5 separate regions of the Homo sapiens genome follow, and regions 2, 3, 4 and 5 are each linked to region 1. A link is a loop called in an ENCODE intact Hi-C map of the cell type or tissue named here. Cell type or tissue: CD4-positive, alpha-beta T cell. All regions are shown on one strand. Each heading gives the region's core, and the rest is flanking DNA. Links, peaks and the distances in the headings are about the cores only.

Region 1 (5,000 bases), core at 1-5,000:
GCCGCTCACTGCCGGCTCCTCATTGAGAAGCCAACTGGATTTCGCTACTGTATCGGGGAGGAAAGGAGCCCAGGCGCTCGCACGTCTCCCTTAGATAAAGATCGCAGCTTCATGATTAACTTGGGCAGGTTCAAATATTTGCTGAGCTAGGGATTTCGGGAGGGGGAGGGGAGCCCAAGTCAAAGTTGTCATCGGCTGACAAGTGGCCAATGCAAGACCAACTTGCTCATTTTCGCCTGGGAAATGAGAAGGCCATTGTGAGGGGACCTAAAATAGTCTCACTGGCTGCTGAGCGCGCTGGCTGGCTCGCGGGGCTCAAGTAGCCGACAGTGAAGCGAGGCACTATGCACAGCCAAACACAGGAAGTGGCTGAGCTAGTTCAGCAAAAAATAGAATCAAAGCCTCACTTGTAAAGGCCTGAACCTCTTGGAACAACCCAGAACACAGCGCCTCGCTCGTGTCCACCTCTTGCACCTCCTCCCACACACCAGCACAGACAGCCCTGCAGGTGTAACAGGAAAGCCCTTGTGAGCAACTCGGGCAGGGAGGAGATTACAAAAATGTTCAATAGTAAGTAGTAGGAGGGCATCCTCGGACGAATATTAAACCCCACACCATATGCATACTATACTCCATGATCATGTGACGATTCAGAATAAAACAACACTGCGGCTATTTTTATGAGGTCGATTGCAACTCGCATTTAAATGGCCATATGACCTGCTAATTAAAAGGTGTCTCTGCATTAGGTTTATGTGCCAGCTAATGGGGTAAAGGATAGAAGGGCAGAGAAGGGCATACCTTTCTAAGCGGATGTTTGCCCTTTATTTGAGAAAGTGGCAATGGACCAGACTTGGGATTACTGACTACTATTTAATTAAAATTTGATCTAAGAAAATTTTCAGTTGCATGAGCATAGATAGCTTTAAGGTTATCCAGGGAAATCACCAAACTTTACACCAGAAAGTAATTTAGAGTTCACTTCAATCAATTCCTGCATGCCATAGAGGGGAAAACGAAATCTGACCCAGGGAGGTGAAGTGGTTTACAGAAGATTATAGCCCTAAGACTAGAACCCAATCTTCTGATGGTTTCAAATGCCCTTCTCTACCCATTGTCCCTGCTCCTCACTTCCCTTTGCTAGAGAACGTAAAAAAAAATGGACAAAACTGAAGTTAATCTTTTAAGCCACATGCAAAAAATTTCACACCCCTAACAAAACTCTGGTTTTTTCTGTTTTCTATTTTTAGCTTGCTTAAATTAAAACAAAACATTTCATTCCCTTTGAAGACATAGGTTCTTTCAATAATACCCTCATACTCTGCATGGGAAAGTGATCCAGTGGTCACATAAAGTCCACACAGGCCAACAGCAGCAACTAGCTTCAGGGTTACTTGAAATATCTGGAAAGTGCTGTTAAACCCACAATGAAAGTGATTTTACAAACTTTCCTTTAGTGCAACTGATATAATATTGAAAAACTTTCCCAATGGAAATAACAGTCTATAAGTGAATCTGCCATCTGATCATAGGGACATATGGTTAGTTCAGAGAATACCCTTGCATCCTGAGCTGCATAATCTTGCCCTACTTTTAAAAATAGCCTTTCTAAAGCTAGAAACATTGGAAACATCAGTCTCCTAAGCATACCTGTCTGGATTCACATGATGTTTCATGTCAAAACCTTCTAAGATTAAAATGCTCTGTTAAGTCCACCAGTATATTTTCTGTTTCAGAAGAAAATAAGCCACTGGAAAGCAGTACTCTCTCAACGTATAGAAAGTCTTGAAATAGATTGGAAAAACTTTGCCTTAAACAAATTTCTCACAATATGTACAATCATCTACCAAAGAGGTCCTATTATATTAGGAAAGTGTGAGCTGAATCTTTTTCCCGTTGAATTTTAGTGTTTAAAAAGTGATCTGCAAGACACATGTTCTTTATTAGCTTAAAAAAGGGAGCCCTCTGCTGGTAGAACTGAATCAGTAATTCCTGCTTTGGGAGAAAACCATCAACTTTCTGTATATTTCGTATGTCCAAATTTGACACCAACTAATGTACATAATTGTATTACTGTCACTTGATCTATATGACTCACTAATTAGTAAATCAAAAGTACAGTTTTCACGAAGCTGCTAGTGTTGTAGGAAAACTTTTATTTTAATGTCAGCATTTCTCTGGGACCTCAAAGGCCTAGACACACTGGAAAACTAACTTTACCTTCTGGATTCTTTAAAACAATATGTATCATTCTCCCTTTCCTCAAAGTTTCGTAAAACTCATTTCAGAGGCAAATACAGCCCATTGTTTCACTTCTCAGCAGATATAGTTAGGAAAATGTCTCTTGATCCTTAAACTGTTCAAAAGTTACAAACTGAATACTATATTTCATATGTACAAGTCACCATCAAGTGGCAAATGTTGCACAAGCAGCTTTCAACCTAGAAAACTTCTTCTTTTTCTGGACATCATTTATGAACAAAGACCATGAAAAAAAGAATAGACAACAAAAATTAACCAAAATCTTCATCTAAGGGTAAAATGAATACCTCTCTTCATAATTTTAACTTAAGACAACTTAGAACAGAGGGCCTTTTAGGGTAATTCAAATTATTTGCTCCATATCCACTGGTCTTAACTGACATTATGCTAAGGAAAACATCCATTTAAGTATATAAATAAGCCCAGGTTTACGTATGTATAAACTCTGACACATTCTACCAGGTTTCTGATAAAGGCATCCCCACTGCTTAGCAGAATAAAGTAGTCCCCCCTGCAATTCTCCCTCAGATCTTTGTCCCTTGAGACAAAGAGACATCTGCACTGTGAAAACAAAAGTAAAACTGACTATATACCCCTCCTAAACACATACATACCAAAATACCTGTGTCTCTCAGGACACAAATAAAACTATTGTTTGACAAAACCTAGTGTGGCTTGCCCGTTTAGTTCTACGCATCTACAAACATGTAATTTTTCAAAGTTTCATTTTTCACCTTTGAAGCAACCCTCTAATGTCAGACCACATTTTAAACCAATAAAAATTAAATCAGAGACAAGTAAAACTCTTTGAATGTCATTTCCCTCTACCTTAGTGCTTGCCTTTAGTCTGGGTTGAGAACCAAGCCCAGAGCATTTAAAACAAGATTTATGAATCAGGCTCTTCAGGATGAATGTTTTGCAATGTGCCAGTGGTTAAAAATTAACTTTGACAGGTGTAGAAGGGCAAGGGGTAGAAAGAGTCATTTATTTTCCACTCTGGGCTTGAGGGTGCAATATTAGACTTCAATTATATTACATTAATATTTCTGAATATATCCATGAAATCTGAAATATGTAAATACACTTATAATGGGTTTCATTCAAAGGCACCCTGTGTTAAATAGACTTATTTTTACCTTGGTTTGCCTACAGAAATCTACTTTACCTGCCTAAGCATTAATTGGGTAAAGATAACACAATGATTCAAGAAAAAAATATTGAAAGCCAAACGACAAGTTAAGACTTTTTAGTAACAAAATAGAACAGCAAACTATCAACAAAGTCTAGAGAGCTTACTCTGTGCCCTACCTTTTCCAAATCTTAGCTTCCCTCTGTAAATGAGGAGAATCCTTATTTCCCAGGATTGCTGGATGTATTAGATGTGTTGATGTATTACTATTCTTTGAAAGTTGGAAGTTTATCAAAGAAAAATTTAGATAATTATTATGCTGTACCTAGTTCTCTGCTAGGAAGAGCTCAAAAGGAGAAAAAGCCTTTACCCCTACCCTTTAGAAATGTAATTAAGCAGATGAATAGGAAAAACTATAGACAGTTAAACATAAGGTGACAGGAAGCTTAAAGGCATAAACATACTGAATGGGTCGACTTAACTTGCATATAAAACGGGAAGGACCTACTTGAGTGCAGATAAAGTGGATGGCACTGCTTGGGGCAGCGACGTATGGTTGCATATTTTGTGCACTGTGCAAAGGCACCTAGGCAAGATGGAGGAGTGGTGATGAAATCTAGGCTGCTCCATTCACCAAGCCACATATTCATACAAAGGCACCTTTCTCCCTCCAAGCAATGTACCCACATCAGGGTGGCAACTTCCCAAGTGTCCCTTTTAGCCCCTACAGGCTCCTAGAGGCCGTAGCTCTGCTGGCTGGGAACATGGCGTCAGTAAGGAAAAAGGCCTGACAGGATTCACACAACTAATGAGGAATGGGTGGACTGAAGGAATCAGACCTGCTGAATGAGGACAGCTCCCATAAGGCCTCAAAAGCTAGAGTTGATGCGATAGATAGCAGAGAAATTATCAGTTCATTAAATCTCATACCAACCCCAGGAGAGAGGCATTAACCCAATTCCACAGTCTGGAAAACAATTTGGAAAAGCTGAGTTACTCGAGAGAGTTGAGATTCCAATCCAGATCTATTTGAGTCAGAAGCCCACTTTTTTTTCCACTGCACAGCTCATGGAGTGATTTGGAGCCTTATCCTGAAAAGTATAAACATTGCCCTGACTTTGTTTACTATATGTGACCCATGGGGGCTAATTTCACATATTTTTAGTTTATTACATGCTGGAAACTTCAGAGGAGTTTTTGATTGGACACTAAAAGCAGCCTCATTGCTCACGAAGTTTCCAAAAATCCAGGCAGCAGGGCATGGCAGATAGAATGGGCTGGAGTGTAGGAGGCGGCTCCTGGGCAGACCCGGTTTGGGCCCATACTGGCCGGGTAGCACAGAGCGAACCTCTATCTGTGGGCCTCGGTTTCCTCATGTCCAAATTGGTAAAGCTGGACAATGCTTTCAACTCTAAAATGATGTTTTTTGTGATACTATCACTTAAAATATGTACTGCTTTTGTAAAATACCAAGCCATTATTTTGTACTGTGTAATTTATTTTGAATAAGTCTTTAAACTCCATGCATCAAAATGCTATTTCTCCTTTGCCTATTCAAATTGTACCTATTCTTCAAGGCACATTTCAAGCCCTATTTCTTCTATGAGCC
Region 2 (6,032 bases), core at 588-5,587, 460 kb before region 1:
GGTGACAGATAATGAAGTATCCAAGTAGTTCAAAGTGTCAAGAGAGAAAAGTGATGTCGTCACCTTGCCAGATTCATTTTTTAAATTGTATTGGTTAAGCTTGTTTTTCTTTTACCTCATTTTTGTTAATGAGAAAAATCTGGAAAAACTTAAAGGAAAACCTCCACTTGACTCTAGATTTTTTTTTTTTTTTTTTGCCCTTAACTCAGTTCTTAAATACTGAGGGTGCACAGAGGCTCTGGGGAAACCACTGACAGTGAAGTCCCTAAGGGTTTTTCCTCTCTGGGCCTGCCGGTAGCCTCTTGCCGAATAGGTGGGTTTTTATTTTGGAATAAGTAGTGCTTTCATAAGGCACTTCTTTTATGCAGTCAAATCCTCCTGGGGAAGTGACTGTCTACCTACGGTGGTGATTAGGGGATGTATTTCAGAACAGCGCAGGGCACTCCATTTAATAATACATGGAGTCCTCAAAAAATGCAGAATAAATAAAATGACTGGGTTGGGAGGGGGCGCTACAGGAGTTTTAGATTTAAAGGGAATCCTTCTGTGATTTTTTTTTTTTAGCAAAATATTGAATCTTTTTTTGAAGCAAATTATCACATCCCAATTTATCCTGTGTAAATCTGGAATGCCACATGGAGACTTGACTTTAACTGGAACACATATTCACCAAGCTAGTTCAAAGCCAATACTTCCCCTCCCCAGATAGAAAGGAAACTCCATGAAAGCAAAGTCCTTGGTGTTTTATGAGCTGCTGATGCTCGATAGCACATAGCAGGTACTCATTAAATATTTGTTGAATCCACGGAGTGAATGAAGAGGCAGATAAGAAGCTAATATTTTAAAATGTGATCAAAGAGACAAGATCCAGAATTCCTTATCAGTGTGATATTTAAAAGAGGCCTCTTTGGGTTAAAACTGGAAAGAATTTGGTTGGAGTCTTAACATAAAAGCTGAGTACTTATTTTACCCTAATGCAACCTCTCTAGACCCAGAGAATGCTTTTTACATTTAAGTAGGGCACAAACAGTATCTGCCCAGAGAAGTGACCTATGTTGGCTACCTGGGGATGTTTGGTCACGCATTCTGGTTGTCTTCCTTTCTCTGTGTCAGGACACGGTTGTAAATTCATGCACAGGTCATGAACTGTCCACACGCACATTCACAGCACTCATTTTCCACCTTCTCTCATGAAAGCCTAAATGGGCACTCATATGCGGGTGAGGAGTGGGGGGCAGCACGATCAAATGGAAACAAGGTGCTGCTGTATCTCTTACTTAGAGCGAAGCTGGGGGCAGGGGCCCCATAACATGACTCCCGCGTTCAAGTTACACCTGGGGAAAACCAGAGCCACATGTTTGAATGGCACCTTCTGAGCTCCTGTTTCCAAATTCAAGCTGAGCTGACACGTGGTGTACACGATTTCGACTCAGGAGCAGATTCCACTTAATCCACAGGGCATCTGAGTTACACGAGTACAAAATGAGAAACAGACGTGACTGCAGGTGCTTTTTGCCCTGCTCTTGCATAACAAACTCAAAGGTGTCTTTGATTTCAACAAGAAATTTGGCAGAGAGCTTGTCCATAAAGCAGTTTAATTGCACTGGGTTTTGGTAAAAGGGCTTCTCTCTCCTCCCACCTCACTTTCACCACACACATTCAAACATGCATTAAACTCCCGTTAGAAGGAGTAGAATGACTGGGTTAAAAATAAAATTTAGATTAAAGATCAACCTCAGTAACCTGTAAATTTCCCCATTCTCCCTATAAATGACCATCAGTTTTCTTGCTTTGGATAGCCTGATTTTAAATAGGTAATAATTACCCAATAGTCCAGAATGGTTCCAAATCCATTGTGTAAATAATATGGCTTTTAAATATATTAATGAGTAAATATTTAACCAATAAACCAAGGCAGCTTCAAAGAAGTTAGTCAACTCCAACGGGGACATTCTTCAGAAAGAAAAGCCTAAATAAGGATTTGTTCAACGGACCATAACCATTCATGGCTCAAAGAGGGTTATACTACTTTTGTGCCTGGAAACGTTTCTAGCAAAGTCTTCATTTCCTGGACCAAAGGATGTGTGATTTATGCGAAGATCTGCCCTCCTGTTGCCTCATGGGCTGGGACCTTTGGAGAGACTCTTTGTGTATTCTCAAGAAAGGCTTAGTATTTAGAAGGTGCTCCGTAAGTGCTGAGTGATGATAATGATGAATTAGGCTCAGGTTGGGGTCTGGGTGACTGAATGCCATTCACAGCAAAGTGGCCTATTTTGCCATCTATGGGAAGCAGGGGAAGTCTGTTTCACTTTTTTAGCATAGCCTTGCTGGTCTTGGGCAAGACATGTCTCTGGGCTAAAGTTGCCTCATCTGCAAAATGAAGTGATGGTCTAAATGACCTCCAAGTCCCCCCTCAACCCCGGTTATAATTTAGGACTCACTTCGGTGGGAAATTTGGGTTCCACTGTGTGCATTAAGAATTTTCCACAGAATAGTCTATCACAACTTAATTTTTTCCATAGACTAAAGCTTTCATGCCTGTGTGGAAATGATTGTAGATACTTTTCTGACTTGGATACCCTGAACCAGGGCTTTTCAAATTTGGGTGCACAGGCTGCCCACTGTACAACTCTAGGGGGCACCCTTCACATAGACTGTAAAGTGAATGCCAACCCCCCAACCCTAAGTTATGCAACATTGTTACCCTGCCTTGAAAATACAATATATTTTCTTTCCTGCTAGTGAACAGATTCATGATGTTAGATTTTTTTAAACTCCTGTTTGCTGAAATTCTGCCAACTTCTTCTTTCAGACTCCTTTTCTGAGAAGACTCTTTCCCTGATTCTCTTCCAAAGCCCTGATTAGAATGAAACTAACATCTATTTGAAAAGGTAATCATTCTCACTCAGATGAGTTCTGCTCTGAAAGTGAGAGGAAAAAAAATCCAGAATTGGGGCACTGCTATAGACTGAATGTTTATGTCTCCTTCAAATCAGATGTTGAAACCTAATCCCCAGTGTAAGGGTATTTGGAGGTGAGGCCTTTGGGAGGTGATTAGGTCACGAGGGTGGAGCCCTCAGGAATAAGATTAATGCCCTTAGAAAAGAGACCCTAGAGAGGTCGCTTACCCATTCTGCCATAGCAAAGGGACTGCTGCCTTATGAACAGGAAGTGTGCTGTCCCCAGAAACCAAGATTAGTGCCTTGACCTTGGACTTCCCAGTCTCCAAAACTTTGAGAAATAAATTTCTGTTGTTTGTAAGCCACCTAATCTATGGTATTTTTGTTAGAGTGGCCTAAATGGATTAAAATAGGCACCGAGGTACTTTGTAGCCCCCACACTGGCATTGTGCATGTGGGGTAGGATGGCATCAGATGGCAATAGAACATACACGTATTTTTGGTGGCCTGATGGGGTGAGTAGCCTCAATATCTTGTATATTTCCAGTATAGAAAGGAAACAGCAATAGATTTCTGTTTCTTAAAATTCTGTCAAGTGGTTTGGCTCGTGGAGCCATTCCAGCCTACGTTGCGGAGAGAGTTTGTTCTTGAACTGTGGTTAATCTCATCTCTAAACCAGCATCAGGTGTGGTGACCTCGGGACGGCACAAGCTGAATGATAGCCGACTGCTTCTCTGTTCCCACACTCTGAAGAAAAAAGACCACTGGGGTTTGCTCAAGCTAGTCCTCTCCCTTATGGGGAGCAGAATTGGACTCTTTAAAAAAACATTACTGCTTAAAAATAACAAGTCAGAGCTGAAGTGCTTCTCAGCTAATGGGTAAAAACTAGCTCTTTCTTACTGAAGTCAGATTAATATTTAAAGCCTAGATTCTGGGCTTTGAGATGTTCTCACTAACTTAGTGGAGTTTTCACCACCTGCTCCTGATGAGCGCTCTTTTTGCCAAGTGTATTCCCCTCGAGAGCAGCTTCACTTTGCTGGCAGCACTTTCAGCTCTAGGCACTTAGCTCTAGGGTGTGCAGAGTATAGAAAGCGGAGTTAACCTCCCCAAGCCTATCCAGACTGTTTAACTTTAATAATATCATTTGACATTGAAAGTTAGACCTGTCTTACCATCTGCCCTTATACCGAGCTTCTAAGAAATGATCAGCTGGGTGCCTCACAGTTCCATCACAGTCAGCCTGGTGATATTTAAGCAGAAACACAAGGCCTGAAACTCCTTCAACAACAGAATTCTGCCTAGTTAATTTCTTCTGATATTTATATGTTGCCCCTGACAAATCTCACAATATTAGTAAAAAAAAAATTTGATAACCCAGCAATGAAACCTTTTATTGACAGCCTGCTTTGTACATTACCACTAATTGCTACCTAGATCTAAATGCAATCCTATTTCTAGGATTGCAAGGTCGTGGATATTATTATCTCTGTTTTACAGTAGACGATATTGAATCTCGGAGAGGGGAAAGTATTTGCCCAAAATTACGCAGCTATTGAGTGAAGGGGATAAGATTCAAGGCCAAAGGTCCAAGCCTGGCTCCTTCCTCCATGCCATTGAGATACGCCCTTCTCCCCAGTTAGAAAAGCAAGTCCTCCTGCAATCTCCTCCCCACTCAGCCCAGCTCCTCTCCAGTCTCAGGCCTTCTTGTGGGTATAACTATTGGTATCTTCCAGTTGTCCTGTCTTCCATCTTTCCACAAAGTTCCTTTCTCTGCCTGGCCCTAATGGAAATCCAGGTTTTATCTGATGGTTCTACTTTCCTCACAGCCCTCTCTGATGGAGACTTCTCCTTTCAATGCCTTCCACCTGAATTCCCAGCCCCAAATTCACAGCAAGAGCCCAGCATGCATTGGTCACGTCTACCTTTCTGACTGCACTCTCTTTAGCAAGTTCGTCCCTGTCTTTATTCCCTTAAGCATAAATATTCTCCAGTTTCCATACTTGGCCTGTATGCCTTCTCTTTAAATACTGTCTTCTAGCCTGACCAGTGGTCCAGGTTTGCCTGGAACTGAGGGACTTCCAGGGACATGGGACTGCCAGTGCTAAAATTAGGATAGACCTAGGCATGGGTGGTCACCTTACTTGTCTCCCCAACCTCTTGTTAAAGGCTTTATAATTACCTGTAGAAATCTGACTCTTATCTCCATATCTCAGCAGCCTGAGCCTTGGGCTATCTCCTGACCTTCACATTCCTATTTCTCTCTGGTTCATGGCTATCCCCACCTGGACACTCCATCCTTAACTTCAAATCCAATGTGTGCTAGGCTAAACACAACACTTCCTCCTCGTAACCAACTTCCCTACTGATTTTCCTCTTCTTGTCAATGAACATATTTCTGCCTATCTCACTAACTTCAGTGGAAGTTTCTGGGGGCTCAGTGTCCCCCCAGGACCTAGATTTGTGGGAGACTTTGAGACTTTAAGATCTGAACTTGAATCCTAGTTTGGCAATTCCTGGTTGTACGATCTTCAGAAAGTTATTTAGTTCTCTGGCCTGAAGTTCCCTCATCTATATACTCTATATAAGAGTATGTACATCTTATTACAGGTTTTTTCAAGGCTTAAATGTACTATGTTTAGCATGATGCTTGACACACAGAAGGGCCTCAGTAAAGGACCTTGTATATAGTATGTACTCACATGTGTGGAACTGATGCTACAGTGCAATTTTTGCTCATTGTGGTCTCTCCCAGAGATATGGTTTGGTTCTGTGTCCCCACCCAAATCTCACCTTGAATTGTAATAATCCCCATGTGTCGAGGGTAGGACCAGGTGGAGATAATTGGATCATGGGGATGATTTCTGCCATGCTGTTCTTATGATAGTGAGTGAGTTCTCACGAGATCTGATGGTTTTATAAGGGGCTTCCTCCTTCACTCAAAACTCATTCTCTCTCCTGGCACCCTGAGAAGAGGTGCCTTCCGCCATGATTGTAGGTTTCAGTTAAAAAAAAAAAAAGAAAGAAAGAAAGAAAGAAAAGAAAGAAAAAGAGTTCAAGTCGCATTTGAAGTGTTAGGGATTTTAAGCAGGGGTGTGAGACAATGCATCGATGCTTTAGAAAGACCACTCTTAT
Region 3 (6,032 bases), core at 556-5,555, 600 kb before region 1:
GGGTTCCTCAGACGCTTCTCAAAAGAAGACATTTATGTGGCCAAGAAACATGAAAAAAAGCTCAACATCACTGATGATTAGAGAAATGCAAAATGAAACCACAATGAGATACCATCTCATGCCAGTCAAAATGGTGATAATTAAGAAGTCAAGAAACAACACATGCTGGTAAGGTTATGGAGAAAAAAGAATGCTTTTACACTGTTGGTGGGAGTGTAAATTAGTTCACCCATTGTGGAATACCTTGTGGTGATTCTCAAAGACCTAGAGGCAGAAATACCATTTGACCCAGTAATCCCATTACTGAGTATATACCCAAAGGAATAGAAATCATTCTGTTATAAAGACACATGCACACGTATATTCACTGCAGAGCTATTCACAATAGCAATGATATGGAATCAACCCAAATGCTTATCAATGATAGATTGGATAAATAAAATGTGGCACATATACACCATGAAATACTATGCAGCCATAAAAAGGAACAAGATCATGTCTTTTACAGGAACATGGATGGAGCTAGAAACTGTTATCCTCAGCAAACTAATTCAATAACAGAAAACCAAACATGACATGTTCTCACTTATAAGTGGGAGCTGAATGAGGAAAGCACACTGACATTGGGTAGGGGAACAACACACACTGGGGCCTCTGGGGTGGGGGTAGGGGGAGGGAGAGCATCAGTAAGAATAGCTAATGAATGATGGACTTAATACCCAGGTGATGGGTTGATCTGTGCAGCAAACCACCATGGCGCACATTTACCTATGTCACCTGAACATCTTGTGCATGTACCCCAGAACTTAAAAGTTGAAGAAAAAAAAAAAAAGAAAGGGATTCCTATTGGGAAGCTAAGGTGAACATTAGACTCCCACTTTAGGTTAAATATGTAATATTCCCAGACAAATCTTGACACTTCCTTTCTTGCATATGTTTTTATATGAGCCCAATTCCTCATTTTTTCCTCAAGGAAGTGGAGTGCAGCCTGTGCAATTGCTAACAGCATAATGTAGTTGCCTTTTTGTGGAAGTGATACTGAGTAAAAACTGAAATCTCCTGGGGTGTTTTCTTATCCTCAATAAAAACCTTCAATATTCTTATAATTGAAGTTTGGCTTCTTAGCACTGTTAAAAATATTTTCTTATTTTAGTGCCTAGAGCTACTTGTTTTAGTTTTATGGGTTTTTTTTTTTTTTTTCGGTTATCTGGTAGAATTTCAGGATATATACCATTAAAGGTGGGTGCTGCTTTTTTTGTGACTACAGACATAATCGGGGATTCTCTCTTTGGCTGAATTTCCTTAACACCAGATAATTATGAGATCTAGAATTCTGGATATGGGTTAATTCAAATTTACCATTGTCTAGTTATTAAGGAGTCAGAATAGCATTTACTGTGTAAATCTGGGCAATTGATGTTTCTGAGTTTCCTTTTTTGATGAATGGAAGTGATTCTTCTCAGGCTGGACTCTCAGGTGTTGGGAGAGTGGCTGAGATGACCGGCAGAGGGGAGAGGTGGAATGGAGGGGGAACCCAGAATTTTCTGACTCCTGGGCTCTGCTGTGCTTTTTACCTCCAAAACCATCATCCAGAAATCAAACCATCTACACTCTTGACTTTCAGCCTTTTTAGTATTTATTGTACCTCCCCAAATTGGCCATTTTTCTGATTTTTAGAAGGATGGATAGTGTATTTTGGTGGGAAGGATGAGAAGGTTAAAAAATATTATCTAAAATTAAAATGCAATATTTTGGAGAGAGAGATCTTTGGTTTAGATCCAAGCTGTAACACTGACTGTGTGAACTTGGGCAAGATATTCAGCCTCTCTGAATTTCAGTATCTTTCTCTGCAAAGTGGGGATAATAATGCTTGTTTTGTAGCCTAAGTAAATGTTGAATCCATTCTTCTATGGAGTTTATTCATGTGCACCAACCCTATCCCCCTTGTGGTGACTTTAATATCTTTTTACAGTGCTGCTGATGGAGGATGCTGTCAATCCAGAGTCTGACAGCTTCTTGCTCCTATGTAAGTCAAATGTCATTCTTGAAATCATAATAAACTTATCAACTTTTTTTGCATAACTTGATGGGGTTATGGAATTATAACTGCTTTGGAAACATTCCAGCCTAGAAGCTATATACCAGAACAAATGAGATCCTGGCCCAGTACCTCCTCCAAGGAATTCATTCTGCTTTTGGAGACTAGCACATGTATTTGCTTTATATTATGTTTCCTAAATTATATTTATTTCTTTATTTTAGAGTAATGCAATAATTTAAAAGAAAGGAGTATCTTGGCTTATTCCCCCTCAAATACCACAGCCTTCTTCATTAGGATGTTTCATTTAAAAAATAGTATTTGTGCATTCCCTGCCAACCTTCCAAAAAATTCACTGCTGGGCAGAGGAAGGGGTTGATAAATAAAAAGTAATTTGTTCATAAAATTTATAAGCCACTGGAAATGAAGGCCCTGGAAGAAAGTGCCAACTCAGCTTTAAGTATGAGATAATAATCAAAACAGCAAATGTACAAGTGCATTATGGTAAGAATAAATCAAACGGCAAGGCTCGATGTGAACAATATGGAAAAAACAACTAAGTGAAGAAATGTCAAATGAAGGATTACCTTTACTGTGGAACTACCTATTCAAGTCATAAATTCAGCCCAGGATTTCTGCTTCCTAAAACCTAAGGACTTCTACTGAACAACGACACTGCACCCGCAGCAACCACAACAGAAACAACAAAACCCTTTGTTTTCCTGCTAGCTTCTAGCAGTTTTGTTTCAGAGAGAGAGGCTTTTTCTGTGGACTGTGTCTTTTATTGAAGATTTAACCATAAAAGCAGTGCTCCTGCAAACTCTGCTTAGGGTTGGCAGTATATATCATCAATTAGATATAAGGTTGCTTTTTTTTTTTTTTTTAAACCAGCCTTTCCATAAGAGCTTTTGTTGACTATTTCAGTCTTGTTTTCCCAAAGTAAATGTTTCATTGAGTTAGCATGACTTTATTATAATAAAAACTGTATTTTTGTCTTCTGTCCCTTGACATTTATTCCATAGAACTAGTTTTTTCCTGACCCTAATTGAAAGAAAATTTAGGGCAAATTATTGTACACCTCTGACCACTTTTAGTTAACAGTAGGTCTTGCTCTTAGCATGTCGAGGCCAGTGTAATAATACAATCAGTAATTTCATTCAATGTTAATGCTTCTTCTCTTCCCCCAGCTTGGGCCAACTAAAAGTTGGCCACTGGCACTGGGCAAAAGGAGGCTTGGTTGGCCTCTTCTCTTTTTCTCCAACGTGCATCATACCCCACTTCCCTCGTCTTCAGAATGAGGCCACCATTTGGGATCATCTTTCAGGGAGAAGGTGGGAGGGGCTCGGGAGAGAGGAGTCCAGCCGCGGAAGGCCTTGGTTGACTAGTGCTGTTGTCAGCTGGCGGCTGAACCTGGGCTGGCAGGCATTTGAAGCCGATTGTCTTGGGGGGCACTTTGGTGGGTTCTTTGGGTACTCCTACCTCTGCAGAGCTCTCACTTGTAATCCGGCACTAAATCTGTTAGTTCTGCCTTAGAAATGTCCCCCAAATCCAATCATTTTGTATCTCTCCCACCACTTCCCCTGCTCCAAGACACCCCCAACTCTATCCTGCAGGACTGTGGTGGGTTTCCATGCTTCTGCCTGTGTTCCAGGAGTCTGTTTTACATGCAGGACAGGGATCTTTTCAGCATGTAGTTCAGATCATGTTATTCCTTTGTTCCAGGTGTCTGGTGGTCTCCTGTCTCATGCAGAGCGGAACTCCCAGGCCTCTGAGGGACCACAGGCCCTACACACTGCCTTGCCCCCGCCCTACATTTATGACCTCGCCTTTCACCACTCTCACCCCCCTCACTGTCCCAGGACACTGGACACCCCGCTGCCTCAGGGCCTTCCCATTTGCTGTTCCTTCTGCCAGAATTCTTTTCGTCAGATACGTACAAGGCTTATTCCCTCACCTCGTCTAGCCTTTTTTTTTTTTTTTGTGAGACAGAGTCTTGCTCTGTTGCCCAGGCTGGAGTGCAGTGGCGTGATCTTGGCTCACTGCAACCCCCACCTCCTGGGTTCAAGCAATTCTTCCTGCCTCAGCCTCCCGAGTAGCTGGGAATACAGGTGCCCACCACCACACCAAGCTAATTTTTTTGGTGTTTTTAATAGAGACGGGGTTTTGCCATTTTGGCCAGGCTGGTCTTGAACTCCTGACCTCAGGTGATCTGCCCGCCTTGACCTCCTAAAGTGCTGGGATTACAGGAGTGAGCCATCATGCCCGGCCAAGTCTTTGTGCAAATGTCTCTGCCTTAGTAAGCTTTTCCGTGATCAATCCATTGCAAACTACAAACCCTCCCTCCCCCAGGCCTCTCTCTATTCTCCTTTCATACTTTATTTTTCTCCATAACACATTATATTTTGACCTACTCTATATTTTACTCGCATAGTGTTTTTCTCCTCCATTAGTACATACTTAATAAAGGAAGAATCTTTATCAGTTTTGTTCATTGTTGTATCCCTAGTTCTTAGAACTATGCTTGGCACCTAGTAAGTGCTCAGCAATCCTTTTGAATCAATGAATGAATGTTTACTTGATCCTATGTTATTGTAACTCACCTGCATACATAACTAGCTCTCTTTCTCAGCTCTTGAGAGTAAGGTCTAGGAACTGGTCATTTTGTGTTCCCTACATCTCTAGCTCAGTGTCTGGAACAAAATAAGTTCTCAATAAATATTTATTGAATAAATTAAAGAATGAATAAATCAGGAAAGATTGCTGGAAATGTGGAAAACAAAGAAACAGGAGTAAAGTTTCAAGGCAGATAATGTGGTTCAGATATTTCAAGGAGAGGAAACCATGGGATTTAGGTTGGGAAAGGGGGCTGGGGACCTTTGAGGAGCATGGAGTGGAGGGTGGGCCTCAAGTTGCAGTGGGTGGAGGTGACTGAACATAGATGGTAGGATGTGGAGAACTCGGTCCAGAAGAAGCATATGAGGGAATGAAATTGAATTTAGCCTGATGAGAAGATGGTTGGGGGAATACATATATACATATGTGTATATATATATATATATCAGCCTACAGGAAAACTGAAGGTGTTTGTAAGCTGAATCTTTAGTGGAGAGAGAGATTAATCAAGACAGGGGATAGATGAGGAATAAGATTTGGGAGGGGGCAGAAGGAGTGTGATCAAGCCAACAAGAGAACTGGTCCTGGGAAGCAGTATGGCTACCTCTTAGTCTGAGGTAGGAGACATTCCCTGGTCTTTGCTTGGATGGACAGGCATGGAGAGAGGGAGGGAGGGAGGGAGAGAGGAAGCCACCTACCTACTATCCATCCATTTGTCTGTGTCTTTCTACTTGTCTAGTCATTCATCCATCTGTTCACCCATCCATCTTTCTATCTATCTATTCATCTCTCTAACATTCCATTTTTCTCAGAACCCAGCCAGGTCCTTCTGATGCTCATCCTGAGAGATGCTGGGGCAGCAGGTAGTATTCTGAGGTGGGGCTTAGGTATAGATAACTTTTCTCCAGGCACTTGCAGCCCTCCATGGCAAGATGGGAGTTTTGTGTCTTTTGAATTGTCCTGCACAGTGATTTCTCTAGCCTAAAGATCACTGAGTCAGATATACACAGTGCATGATGAAAACAACAGCTTTCTAGTATTTAGAAATTAGGCTTTTCAAAGTACCTAAAAATCCAAAATCTGTCAGCTAATTATTTACTTTCACTTAGTTTTCTTTCAGACTTGGCAAGATGATTACAGGTAATTCCCACCTTTCCCTACAATATCCAGCAAAAGAATTGAGAAATGCTGCCCCTCCATCCCCCATAATTACTACTTCTATTTATGAACAATGGAAGGAAACAAAATAACAAGTAAATGGAAGAAATGAAAAAATAAATTCACTCTGACTTGACGCTCTGTCCAGTTAATGAACCCTCCAGAGGAACTGCATTAACATTGGCACCGTGTTTAATGATGGAATAACTCAATATGTGCACTC
Region 4 (6,032 bases), core at 606-5,605, 1.3 Mb after region 1:
TTTGCCAAATTGAAGATACGGTTTCATGACTTGGGGTGGAAACAGCCCACCCAATGCTCTCCCATTTTACTGGGAAGAATTCAGGTTTCCTTAGAATCTAGGCTCTCTGTCAGTGTGAGCTGTCTGAATTGGAGTGTTCAGGCTGGACAGGTACTGCCCTAAAGCCAGGCTCAGAGCAGCCTGAGAATCCTCCTGCATCTGACTCTCTCCAATAATACTATCAACAGGTAGGTAGGAAGAAGAAAGGCTCCAACTGCTCTACGGGTTCAGACACACACATACGATGCCAGAACAGACTTCTCTCCCTAAGAACTGGTTCCAGGTAAGAGTAGAGGCTGTACCGCAGCCAGGACTACACAACTCAGAAATATTTAAGGGATTCTGTCCAGCTGAAATGGTAAGAAATCATACGAATTATCACCATGTTGAGCAGTGGCCTAGTTCATGTGTAGCATGTATCTCTCTTCAACTTTATTAGTTGTCTTGGAGGTTTGGTGCATGGTTGACACAACTTGATGAGCAATACTACAAAATGAGCAATACTACAAGAGAGGGTCTCTGACCATATATGGCAGAACGAGAAAAACATAGTCACATTACTTAAAAGGTACAACTTCAGAATCCAACATAGTTTAGTGGTATCAACACTTCAAACTGCATCAAAAAGCAAATATGACTTTGAAACCTGCCAGATGTCTCTCTCATACACACAGGTGCACATGTGATTTGTGTGTGCACCCATGTATATAAACAGTGTATGTGAGTATTCCAGGATGTTTCTGAAATGTAAGAAACCATGAAAAACTTCAAAAGGAAAAACTAAGTTTTCTAAAGTATCACATATCCACATTTATACTACAAAAAGTTACAGGTATAACCAAAAAGAACGAACCATTTTCTTGGGTTCTTTGAACACTGAAGCATAGAGATTGTGAAGCTCCAAATCTGAGAGCCTGCATCCTGTTTATCTGACTGCAAAGTTGCTCTCATGCATGTTCACATGTACATGCAAGGCAAGTTTTGAAGGAAAACAAAGAATCAGTATTAACACAACTCAAAAGGTGTGCCCCTCTAAAAGTACAACAATCTTACTTTTCTGTGCTGGACACAAATGTGGTGAGAAATGCCTCCTTCAAAGTCATAGTCTCTCAACACAAGTGTCAGCAAACTCTTGGAACTGCCTGTCACTTGTGGCATGAGCTTCATCTTGACATTAAAATTCTTTTTCTTTCCCCATCTTTTCTATCAAATATACGTTACAAAATGAAAAGGACACTCCTGTATTAGTAATAAATGCCAGCAAACCATTGAAAAATCAAAATGACAAAGTTATGTAGATCTGCCTCTCCACAGATAGTATGAAATAGCTAACCTGGGCTATCCTTGCATCGTACATCTGCATCTTATAAAGGTCAAATATTTAATAGAGAGGAACATCTGAAGGGCTCAACGAAAAGTACCAGAAGCCTCAATGACTGGGTGAATGAAATGGATAAACATGATCAGGTCAAAGGGACAGACTTAGACAAAGTATCTCCTCCTCTTTCCCTTTTTCTCCCCCACCTCTCACAAGGAAATGTCTTATTATCCACATTTCAAAAGGAGAAAACCTATGAGAAGCACATTTATCAGGGTTACCCAGGAAACCACAAGGACGAAGAAATACCTGAAACAGTACCCCCTCCCCTAGCGGGGCATAAACTTTTCAAAGTGTCACCCAATACACAAAACCCCAGCTCCTGAGGGGCTCAGGCAGCTCCGCCTGTGGGCCCCTGGGAAGTGAAAGCATTCCCTCTCCAGGCAGAGATCCCCGCGTTTTTACCTTTGTGTTCGCCGAAGCCTGTTCCCACTCCTCAAATGAGGCAAAGTAAAGTTTGAGAGCACAGTCCAAAAATTGGGGTCAGACATATCCATTTCTTTCTCTCTTCAATTCACTGTGGGTTCAAGGCCATATGACTAAAATGGGGAGAGGTAAAAAAAAGGAAGAAAGACAAGGCCAAAAATAAAAAAAAAATCCCAATTATCTACTCACTCCCTCCAGAGAAAATGTGATGGGAACTGTGATCTCAAGAACAACTTGGAGCATGTCTGAGAAGTACCCGTCCCGTCCTAGCCTTTAATTAACACACAGCCTCCTCTCAAAGGTCCGGGAAACTGATTTCCTCTCGGGTCTGCCCTCTCCTAGTCAGGCTCGGCCAGCTATAAACAGTAATTACATGAGTTGAGCCGTGCGTTCTGCTCAAAGCGCTGTCTGTGGGATTCAGTCGGAGGTACTTTGTCATCTGTTTGGCAGATACCACTCGCCGCTTCTGCGAGGGGCGGGGGAGACGACTATTTTGAGGCTTTGGTTCCGGAGGCTGTTGCTTATCAGCAAAACCATTCACATCCGAACATGCCCAGTGCCGAGTTTCCTTTTGGTATCTACATACAAGGAAAAGAATTTGAATAGAAAAAGCTGCTCTTGCCCTCCCCTCCTGAAAAAAGCGGAAACTTAAAAGCACTTTTAAAAAATGGGCCTATTGGAGGACTTGAACCTGACACCTTTGTGGACCCTTCCAGGGTCCGGCTGGGAGGAGGCGGCAGGGCCTTGTCCCTGGACAGCTTGGTGGCCGCGCCCCCAGCTTTCCTGCATCCCCCACCCCCCACCAGCCCCGGCCGCGCCTGAGGAGCGGGGGCTCACGGGAAAGGGAGCAGGCGGCCGCGGCGCGACCCCAGCCGGTGCCGGGACAGCCCCGCAGCCTGGGCCGCCGCTCCCCCTCCCCGGAGCCCGGAATGGATCCGTCCCGGAAATAAATAAATAAACCCGCGGCTGCTCCGGGTGTGTGCTGCGCGCACCTGAGGCCGACCTGTGATTCACCGCGGGAGGGATGGCAGTGACAACGCTCCGGGGAAGTCCACAGTGACTCCTCCGCCAGGACGCCGCTGGTTGTATAGGAAAAGCACGCGGACGGGAAGCCACACTCACCGAAAACCTCAGTAAACTAAATTTATGAGTTTACATCTGTTCCATCAATGACCACGGTGCACACCTGTTTGGCTTCATGGCCGGCAACTACAGATCTAGGTAATGGTGAGCCCCGATGTGGAAAGACACTACCTGGCATTTATGTGGCAAATGCTACAAGTATTGCCCCTTCAAGTACGTTAGACCTTGAAAGGGCAGAATGAAGGGGGCTGAATGTTCTTGTTATTCATTTTGAAGAAAGGCATGGTATTTAAATATCTCCCCCTATCCATGAATGTTTGTATAAAGTACATAAAGAAAAAATATAATTTAAATTAGCTGCCTTAAGTCTGGTGTAATATGGCAAGAAATACTAAATCAAAAAAGTATATATTCAGCAAAAAATACATCTAAAAATGGCTTAGTCCATGCAGTAAATACCAGGAACAAACTCGCTTACAAAAATGGGAGGATAAAGAGAAGGAAGAGGGGGTGTAAGCTGACAAGGTAGGCGGGGTAAACAAAAAGAAGCCTGCTGTGGGATCTTCTTTATCTAATTCTTGTGGCCCACATTAATATTTTCACACCAAGGACTCCAAGAGTTTTGGATGATGTTTCATGTCCAAGGCTTTCGTATGCGTTATCTCCTCACATTCTTACAGAGCCTCCACAGATCCTTGCAACCCACAGAGGTAGACAAAGAAGGCATTATTTTCTCAATTTTACATTTGGGACTTTATCCCAAACATTCAGGGACACTAAATGACAAAACACACTTCAATAGATATTAATGAGCTTGGTCCAGCATTTTTGCCCCATGCTCTTCTTTTAAAAAATGTTTCTAAGTATTGCAAAAGATGTTTTGAAGGCTGACACAAAAGAGTGTCCCTGTGCTCCGGAGCAGTTTCTAGACCTCAGCACTGTTGACATAGGCTGGATAATTCTTTGTCTGAGGAGCTTTCTTGAGCATTGGAGGATGTTTAGCAACATTGCTGACCTCGACCTACTAGATGCCAGTGCTGACAATTAAAAATGTCTGAGGACATTGCCAAATGTCCCTTGGGAGGTAAAATCACCCCTGGTTGGGAACCACTGCTCCAGATAAAGGCTTCTCTGAGAGGGGTGATACAGAGCACTGGTTTAGAGCAAAAATTTTGGGTCTGAATTCTGGATACAACACTTACTATGACCTTAAATCTCTTCTCATTTTCCCCAGCTGCAATATGGGGTCCATAATAGGACCAACCTGTAAGAGGCTGATATACATAAATGAAGAGGAGATGGCATACATAAGCCCTTTCACGCAATGTCTACACACACACTGCGCATAAATGTAGGCAGTATACAGAAGCTAAGAGAATACTATGCTGACAGACATAAGACTGGAGCAGAGGACACCCCACAATGTGCTTCTTTCTACTCTCTAGAGTCTTCAACCAGGCTGCTGATCACACTGTGTATAATTGACTGTTTACTGCTGTCTTTCCAATTAGTCTGAGTTCCTCAAGGCTAAAGTCACATTTTACTGATCTTCATATTTTCAGAACCTGACAGCTCCTCAGTTTATATAGGCATTTAATATTAGTAAATCCTTTTTGAATGGATACTTCAGAAGCCCAAGTATCTCTTATTTCTCTTAAGATGCACTGAAACTATTAGTACTAGTAGATCTGTATTCTCAAAGAATACTGAATTTTTGAGAATCCCATGAAGACGGTAAATTCTGAAGACTTTCTCTTAGTGACTTATTTGTATCTATATCATGTAGCTGGAAAGATATCAGTGCTAACATTCCTCAGGTCTTTACATGGCTCTAAGAAATGTCACAATCAAACTCAAGGGGAATTCCCTTTGAGTCCCATGTCCCCTCCTCAAAGGCAAGCCCAGAGAATAACTTTTTGTGCTCACTTGTAGGTATCCAAGATCAAGAGGGACAATTACATATTATAAGCCGCACAGAGAAGAGTAATCAAGGTGGACATGAACTTGTGCTATATAAGTTATGGGTTGAAGAACTCTGTGGAAAGTAGAGAAGAAAAAATTTAGGGAACAAGCAGTAGTTGAATACAGCTATGTGAAACTATGAGAACTATGTGAAAGAGTGTTTGGATCCAAAGATGAAAGAGCTGACACAAGAGTGGATTTTCTGAGAGCTGTTTGAGCAGAGAAAACTTGAAGGAGATACAGTGAGTAGAACACAACCTGTAGGTGGTTTGAAGACCTGAGGACTCCAATACCTCCCAACTCTCATATTCTCTATAGTTTTTCTAGAAAAGCCCATGTATTGGGGCATAACCTATAAAGATGATAGCAACTAAAATGGATAAATCAATGACATAAAATGTTTATTTCTTCTCTTGATTAAATGACAGATACCCCAATCTGCAGGCATCATATGTTATGACTGCCTCCACTCTCTGCATTTTGAGAAAGCCTCTACAGAAATTCTCAAAGGAATGGGTAAAGACATGAGTATTTTTAACTACATATACTTTAAATTTATTTTTTTTTTTTGCATTTAAAAGGCTTGAGAGGATTTGGGTTGTATCCAAACTGAAAAAATAAAAATAGGTTAAGTACATGAGGAACCAGAATGAATTAATATAGTGAGCGAAAGTGGATTGTACATTCCCACACTCATGAAGATAAGAGTACAGATGACACTGAAGTGTGAGTTGTCTTCTAACCTGTTTGACTTGATTTGGTTACATATGATTCAGAAGGCAGAGCAGTCGGTAAACACAAGAATTAAAATTGTCAAAACTACTGACATTTTCCTACAAAATAATTATATGGGCAGAAACTATAGTTGCGACTGCAGTAAAACTCAACTGCAGAACAAAGAGGGAACTGAGATTACTGGAAATTCTTAAGACTATAGCTGGTCTAGGTCAATATAGAGATATTCAGCAGGATTTTCTATTGTGTAACAACTAAGCCTATACAACAATGGACAAGCTTTGTGGTTCAGAACTTTCATTCATTTAATCAGGATGACATTGTTAGCCATTGGTTTTGTAAGGTAAATGAAACTAAAAAACAAGCTTGTCATCCTACTGAAATGCAAGCTTAGGAAGAAATAAGTATT
Region 5 (6,032 bases), core at 640-5,639, 810 kb before region 1:
AAAAAAAAAAAGAAAAAGAGAGGAAGGGAAGAAACAACTAAAATCTCTAAGGGTGTTTTTTGTGTTCTGTTTTTTTCTAGTACATATACATTTACTTTTTTTTTGTTGTTGTTGGTTTTTTGTGGGGGTTTTTTTGGGGTTTTTTTTTGGAGGGGAAAGGCGGGGCAGGGTTTTGCACTGTCACCCAGGCTGCAGTGCACTTATAGGATCATAGCTCACTGCAGCCTTGACCTCCCAGGCTCAAGTGATCCTTCTGCCTTAGCCTCCCAAGTAGCTGGAACTATAGGCACTGCCACTGTGCCTGGCTAATTTTTATATTTTGTAGAGACAGGGGTCTCACTGTGTTACTAGGGCTGGTCTCAAACTCTAGGGCTCAAGTGATCCTCCTGCTTTAGCCTACGTTTACTTTATACCTAGACAATTGCTGGAGATTTGGTAAGTTTTCCAGAAGGGTCCTTCTGGAAGGTTGAAGCCTGGCTTTTGGGATATTGGAGTTAAATGAGAGAATGGTAAGCAGAGTTAAGAGGGGAAACTTCTTTTTAATTTCCACATTTTCCGTCCAGGACCTCATCCTTCCTTTACTCTTGCAACCTGGAATCCATCAAAATTCAACCAGTCAGGAGTTGAATTTGATTCTGCAATAAACTACAATAGAAGGGCAACTCTGCTAAGTAAGTAGTACAAATAAAATAGCAAAGGATTGTTTACCACATTTCCCTACCTGAGACAATACACTCTTTACACTCTTGAATAAACAGCACTTTTAAACTACTCATTTAAAAATAATTTCCAGTTTACGTAAAAGTTACAAGAGTAGTATATCCTTTACCTGGACTCTGTAATTGTTAATGTATCGTCCTGTGTTTTATTATTCTCTCTCCCTCTGAATGCACACACAGAGGTATTTTTTTCCCCTGGACTATTTGAGAGTAAGTTACATACTTCATGCTTCTTTATCCTTAAATACTTGTTTTTCCCAAGAACGTGGACATTCTCTTATAAAACCAGCAGAGCTGTCTACTTCAGGAAATTTAAGTGATATGCTTTTTTTTGAGACAGAGTCTCGCTCTGTCACCCAGGCTGGAGTGCAGTGGTGCGATCTCGGCTCACTGCAACCTCTGCCTCCTGGGTTCAAGCCATTCTCCTGCCTCAACTTCCTGAGTGGCTGGGATTACAGGCGCATACCACGTCCAACTAATTTTTTTTTTTTTTTTGGTATTTTTAGTAGAGATGGGGTCTCACCATGTTGGCCAGGCTGGTCTCGAACCCCTGACCTCAGATGATCCACCTGCCTTGGCCTCCCAAAGTGTTGGGATTACAGGTGTGAGCCACTGCGACCGGCCTGATATGAAACTTTTATTTAATCTACTGTCCATAGTCCAGTTTTGTCAATTGACCCAGTAACATCCTTTAAAGCACTTTTCCCCTACTACCAAATCAGACCAGAATTGCCTATTGCATTTAGTTGTCATGTCTCAAGAATTAACATCTGATATGCTGTTATTTACAAAATGAGATGCTCAAAATAGATTAGAAAATTAAATTTATGCTACAAAAATGCAGTTGGTTTAAGTTCTGTCCTATGTGGTGTTCTTCCCTTTTCATAACAAATGCTTATGTTGGGCGGGCGCGGTGGCTCATGCCTGTAATCCCGGCACTTTGGAAGACCGAGGCAGGCCGATCACGAGGTCGGGAGCTCAAGACCAGCCACACCAACATGGAGAAACCTCGTCTCTACTAAAAATACAAAACATTAGCCAGGCGTGGTGGAGTATGTCTATAATCCCAGCTCCTCGGGAGGCTGAGGCAGGAGAATCTTTTGAACCCGGGAAGCGGAGGTTGTCGTGAGCCGAGATCGCGCCATTGCACTCCAGCCTGGGAACAAGAGCGAAACTCCGTCTCAAAAAAAAAAAAAAAAAAAAAAGTTACGTTATAATGCTATTACTACAGTTCTAAAGAATTTATCACATTTATCACTTTCTTTAAATATCAAAGAAGTATTTATTCCAGAATGGGAAGAACTCGTTAAAAATGGAGGCAAAGAACACCAGTTCCAGCCAAATTGCAGGGCTGTATTTTGTGCATTTTCGACACTATCTCAGAACTTAGGAAGGATACACTAGAAAGTGGTCGCTGCACCTGTTGGTCCCTTACTTTTCGGGTTGGTGGGAGAATTGAAGAGAGGAAGTGGGAATTTTCACTTTTTACTCTATGAATTGCTTTGCTGTTTAGATTTTTTTTTGACAACGAGGACACATTTCTTATTTAAGAACAAAATAAAAAAAGAAAACGGGGCTGGACCCTCGATGTGCTCAGTTAATCTGAACATCCAAGTTCCCCTGAACATCCAAGTTCACGTATGTACTTTGGTTTCGTCGCCTGAAGAGAGCTGATGGTGACACCTTCCCCTAATTTATGCAGGGAAACGTCAGAAAGGTTAAGTAGTCGCCAGACTATTTCAGGGAGAAACAGCCAAGAGAAAGGCTTCTCACAGATCAGAAAAACCTCTCACGTGAACTGGCGGGCAGTTCTAAGACTGACTGTCTGCCTTGTAACCCAGAAATTCAAGCAGAAGCTTTTTGGCTTTAGCGCCTTCCTTCTGCAGCAGGCACCCGAAGAGCCCGGGGAGCCCGGAGGCAGCCTGCGCGCAGGGAGGCAGGCAGGGGGAGAGGGCGCGCCGACCCCGGGACGTCCCGGGCTGTCAGCGGAGACCGGAGGGAGGCCGGAGAAAGTGCATCCTGAGCGACCCGGCCGGTCGCTGCCTTCCGGATCGGTCCCTTACCGAGCGCTGGGTACGTCCACCGGCCCAAGGCCGCCGCCGCCGCCGGGGCCGGCCAGCACGTCCCCGCCGTATTTCTCCTCCATCCCGGGGCTCACGAGCCGCCGCCGCTGCCCCTGTCGCGGGGTCTCCTCATGTCTCGCCGCTGCCGCGGAACAGCGGGTGCAGGCGCGTCACTCCCCCATGGCAGAGACCCCGTCGGGCTCCTGCAGGCCGGGCCGCCACTGCCGCCGTCGCCGGCTCCGGCTCACTAGCACACACGCGTCGGGACTAGGCCGCGATCAGTTCCGGCGGCGCCAGGTTCCCGGGAAGCAGCGGCGGTAGGGACGTTGCCAAGCCACGTCATCAGGCCCAGCAACCCTCACTCCCGGGGGAGTGCCCAGCCTTGCGTCTGCGCAAGCAGAACACTCGCCTTTCCTCGTCCCTTAGGCTCCTCCCGCCACGTTGTGTCGCATTGAAGCTCCGCCTCCTATCAGCCTCTCCGGGTGGCGCTCCCTGTGCACTTACCTGTCCCTACAGTGCCACCTATGGGCCGTCAGAAGTACAGCGGATTCCTGTAGGGCAGAGGGGGAGGGCGTGGAAAATGTACAGCGTGTGTGATTAAACAAAGCTCACCAATCTTTTCCTCTGCGTTAGGGATTCTTTTTTTTTTTGTTTTGAGATGGAGTTTCGCTCCTGTTGCCCAGGCTGGAGTGCAATGGCGCGATCTCGGCTCACGGCAACTTCCACCTCCCAGGTTCAAGCGATTCTCCTGCCTCAGTCTCCCAAGTAGCTGGGATTACAGGCATGTGCCACCACACCTGGCTAATTTTGTATTTTTAGTAGAGACGGGGTTTCTCCATGTTGGTCAGGCTGGTCTCGAACTCCTGACCTCAGGTGATCCACCCACCTCGGCCTCCCAAAGTGCTGCGATTACAGGAGTGAGCCACCGCACTCGGCCTAGAGATTCTTAATCTAGGTTAACATACCCTCTGCCTCTAAGTTTTTGTGAGTATGGATCATTTTTGTGATGAGAAGGCCCGAAGTCTTAAAAGTTCACGTGCCCTTCCCCCAACCAGAGATAACTATTTTTGAAGCTGTAGAGAATCAATTACAAATAGTGGTACGGCCATTTCTTTTGAACAATGCCTTTGATGGACTTTGGAGAGGAGAAACTAGTATTGACCAAAATTTGCCTCCTCAGCAAACTATCCCAGGGCAATTTTCTAGGAGTGACCACGTGCGAAACTTCATGGCCTTCTCTCCTACTCCTAAGGGAACCTAAAGGCAATTTCCAGATTTCTAAAGAAACATTCTTATCCTGGGCAACATGGCAAAACCCTGTCTCTATCAAAAATACAAAAACAATTAGCCAGGCGTGGCATATGCCTGTGGTCCCAGCCACTCAGGAGGGAGAGGCGGAAGGATCGCTTGAACGTGGGAGGTCAAGGTTGCAATAAGGCATGATCATGCTACTGTGCTCCAGCCTGGGCAACAGAGCAAGACCGTCTCTGGAAAAAAAAAAAAAAAGAAAGAAAAAGAAAGGATTCTTCTTTGCCACAGGGAGCCTGGGGTCATCTATCAAATAAAGTAACGGAGGAAGGTGACTGCTTTTGTGGCTTTTTGTGTGGGGCCTGGAGTACTGGTAACCGTTGTTGCTAGAGGCCCTGGAATCCAACTGTGTGAGGACAGAACATAGGAGAAGGAAGAGGATTTTGTTAAGTGTTGCTGCAAACTGTTTTGTCTCCTTTTTGAAAAGGAAAGCGTTGATTTTCTTTAAATTCTGCCTGTGAAACTGTGTAATCCAGGCACATCTGTAAAAACAGGTCAGGTAGTGTTACCTGAAAAGGGGGTCCCCATCCAGACCCCAGGAGAGCTTGGATCTCACGCAAGAAAGAATTCGAGGCAAGTCCATACAGTAAAGTGAAAGCAAGTTTATTAAAAAAGTAAAGGAATAAAAGAATGGCTACTCCATAGGCAGAGGGCACAGTGGCTCATGCCTGTAATCCCAGCAGTTGGGAGGCTGAGGCGGGTGGATCACCTGAGGTCAGGAGTTTGAGACCAGCCTGACCAACATGGCGAAACCCTGTCTCTACTAAAAATACAAAATTAGTCGGGTGGGGTGGTGCATGCCTGTACTCCCAGCTACTCGGGAGGCTGAGGAGGAGAATGGCTTGAACCCGGAGATGGAGGTTGCAGTGAGCCAAGATCGCGCCATTGCACTCCAGCCTGGGCAACAAGAGTGAAACTCCGTCTCAAAAAAAAAAAAATAATAATAGTAATAAGAATGCCCAACCTCCTGGGAATGCAGCCGAGTAAGTCTCCCCCTTGTTTTACCCAGCCCCTATTCAAGATGGAGGCACTCTGGGTCAAACGCCTCTGACAAGTAGGACTGGGTATTATAAAGGTTATTTTTCTGTTGCTAAAAATTTAGGAATGTGGGTTCCTGTGTCAGTCTTGGTTTGAATCCCAACTCTGCCACTTAGTAATTGTGGGATCTTGGGTCAGTTAGTTGGCCTTTCTGCGCCACAGTTTTTTTTTTATATGCAAAGTAGGAATAGTAATATTTATATTGTAGGGTTGTTGGGAGGATTATACATGTGTTAATAAGTGAAAAGTCTCTAGAACTTGCTAGGTTTTGAAGGGAACAGGAGGGTTAAAGAAAGACACACACACACACACACACACACACACACACACACACACACACACACAGAAAGAGGGCGGCTCGACAGTAAATGCAGGCTTTATGTCCAGCATAAAACCTACAGATGTGGGGGACCAGCTTAATGCCAGAGCCCACCACTGCTTATAGGCTGGGGGTATTTATAGGTATGGGCGGTAAGGGTCTGGGCAGTATGGCTTGCTGCCTGGCAGGATATTGATAAGATGTTCCTGTGATGAGGCAGTTCTGGCCCTTGTTCTGGCAGATGTCATCATGGTATTCCTTGGAACTTTGCCCAGCAAGATATGATAGGGATGTTTCTTTATTTGGGCCTTTGTCTGCCTTGTGGTCAAGTGGTTAGACAGGATGTTTCTTACAGCCCCGAACCCCTGTGAAATGTTTCACTTTGACCAAGGTCTGCAAAATTAGTGGGGAGCTTACAAAATGGTGCAGTTTGGACTAACAGAACTGTTGTCAGAGGCGTTTGAACCGGGGCAACTCCATCTTGAATAGGAGCTGGGTAAAATAAGGCTGAGACCTACTGGGCTGTATTCCCAGACAGTTAAGACATTCTAAGAGATGTCTATGGGGGTAGCCATTCTTTATTCT

What was found. Peaks named below come from ENCODE experiments on the same cell type or tissue, not always from the same donor. Only the 100,000 strongest peaks of a DNase experiment are listed, where the experiment ranks them.
Region 2: a loop joins it to region 1, with 2.9 times the contacts of the local background. A loop is called at or near these places in 24 of 110 quality-filtered maps.
Region 3: a loop joins it to region 1, with 4 times the contacts of the local background. A loop is called at or near these places in 9 of 110 quality-filtered maps.
Region 4: a loop joins it to region 1, with 3 times the contacts of the local background. A loop is called at or near these places in 4 of 110 quality-filtered maps.
Region 5: a loop joins it to region 1, with 4 times the contacts of the local background. A loop is called at or near these places in 2 of 110 quality-filtered maps.

Annotation. Positions count from the first base shown.
Region 1 is chr5:68,283,470-68,288,469 of GRCh38, reverse strand. All of the region lies in intron 7 of PIK3R1 (phosphoinositide-3-kinase regulatory subunit 1), which reads right to left. Among named protein-coding and RNA genes, the nearest start is that of PIK3R1, 70 kb to the right of the region's middle. RefSeq lists a silencer at 1-17. In CD4-positive, alpha-beta T cell, for the core only: CTCF peaks have their summits at 1,780 and 1,991 (motif pointing left); DNase peaks (open chromatin) are centred at 159, 229 and 1,959; H3K4me3 peaks cover 3,434 bases; H3K27ac peaks cover 2,941 bases.
Region 2 is chr5:68,742,312-68,748,343 of GRCh38, reverse strand. All of the region lies in intron 2 of LOC105379013 (a long non-coding RNA gene), which reads left to right. It overlaps LOC124900991 (a long non-coding RNA gene), which reads left to right and starts at 1,951. Exons shown (of 2, transcript XR_007058807.1): 1 at 1,951-2,188; 2 at 2,813-3,265. In CD4-positive, alpha-beta T cell, for the core only: no CTCF peak of the experiment used is centred there; no DNase peak of the experiment used is centred there.
Region 3 is chr5:68,881,012-68,887,043 of GRCh38, reverse strand. No RefSeq gene overlaps it. Among named protein-coding and RNA genes, the nearest start is that of LINC02198, 150 kb to the left of the region's middle. In CD4-positive, alpha-beta T cell, for the core only: no CTCF peak of the experiment used is centred there; a DNase peak (open chromatin) is centred at 2,743.
Region 4 is chr5:67,000,876-67,006,907 of GRCh38, reverse strand. All of the region lies in intron 4 of MAST4 (microtubule associated serine/threonine kinase family member 4), which reads right to left. It overlaps MAST4-AS1 (MAST4 antisense RNA 1), which reads left to right and starts at 2,754. Exons shown (of 2, transcript NR_111908.1): 1 at 2,754-3,064; 2 at 4,859-5,290. RefSeq lists a silencer at 2,537-2,876. In CD4-positive, alpha-beta T cell, for the core only: no CTCF peak of the experiment used is centred there; DNase peaks (open chromatin) are centred at 1,707, 2,327 and 2,847; H3K4me3 peaks cover 2,753 bases; H3K27ac peaks cover 1,844 bases.
Region 5 is chr5:69,091,089-69,097,120 of GRCh38, reverse strand. It overlaps SLC30A5 (solute carrier family 30 member 5), which reads right to left and starts at 3,107. Exons shown (of 16, transcript NM_022902.5): 1 at 2,783-3,107. The coding sequence starts at 2,865. RefSeq lists silencers at 2,325-2,619, 2,665-2,954, 3,285-3,394 and an enhancer at 3,085-3,184. In CD4-positive, alpha-beta T cell, for the core only: CTCF peaks have their summits at 3,108 and 3,308 (motif pointing left); DNase peaks (open chromatin) are centred at 2,560 and 3,200; H3K4me3 peaks cover 1,634 bases; H3K27ac peaks cover 951 bases.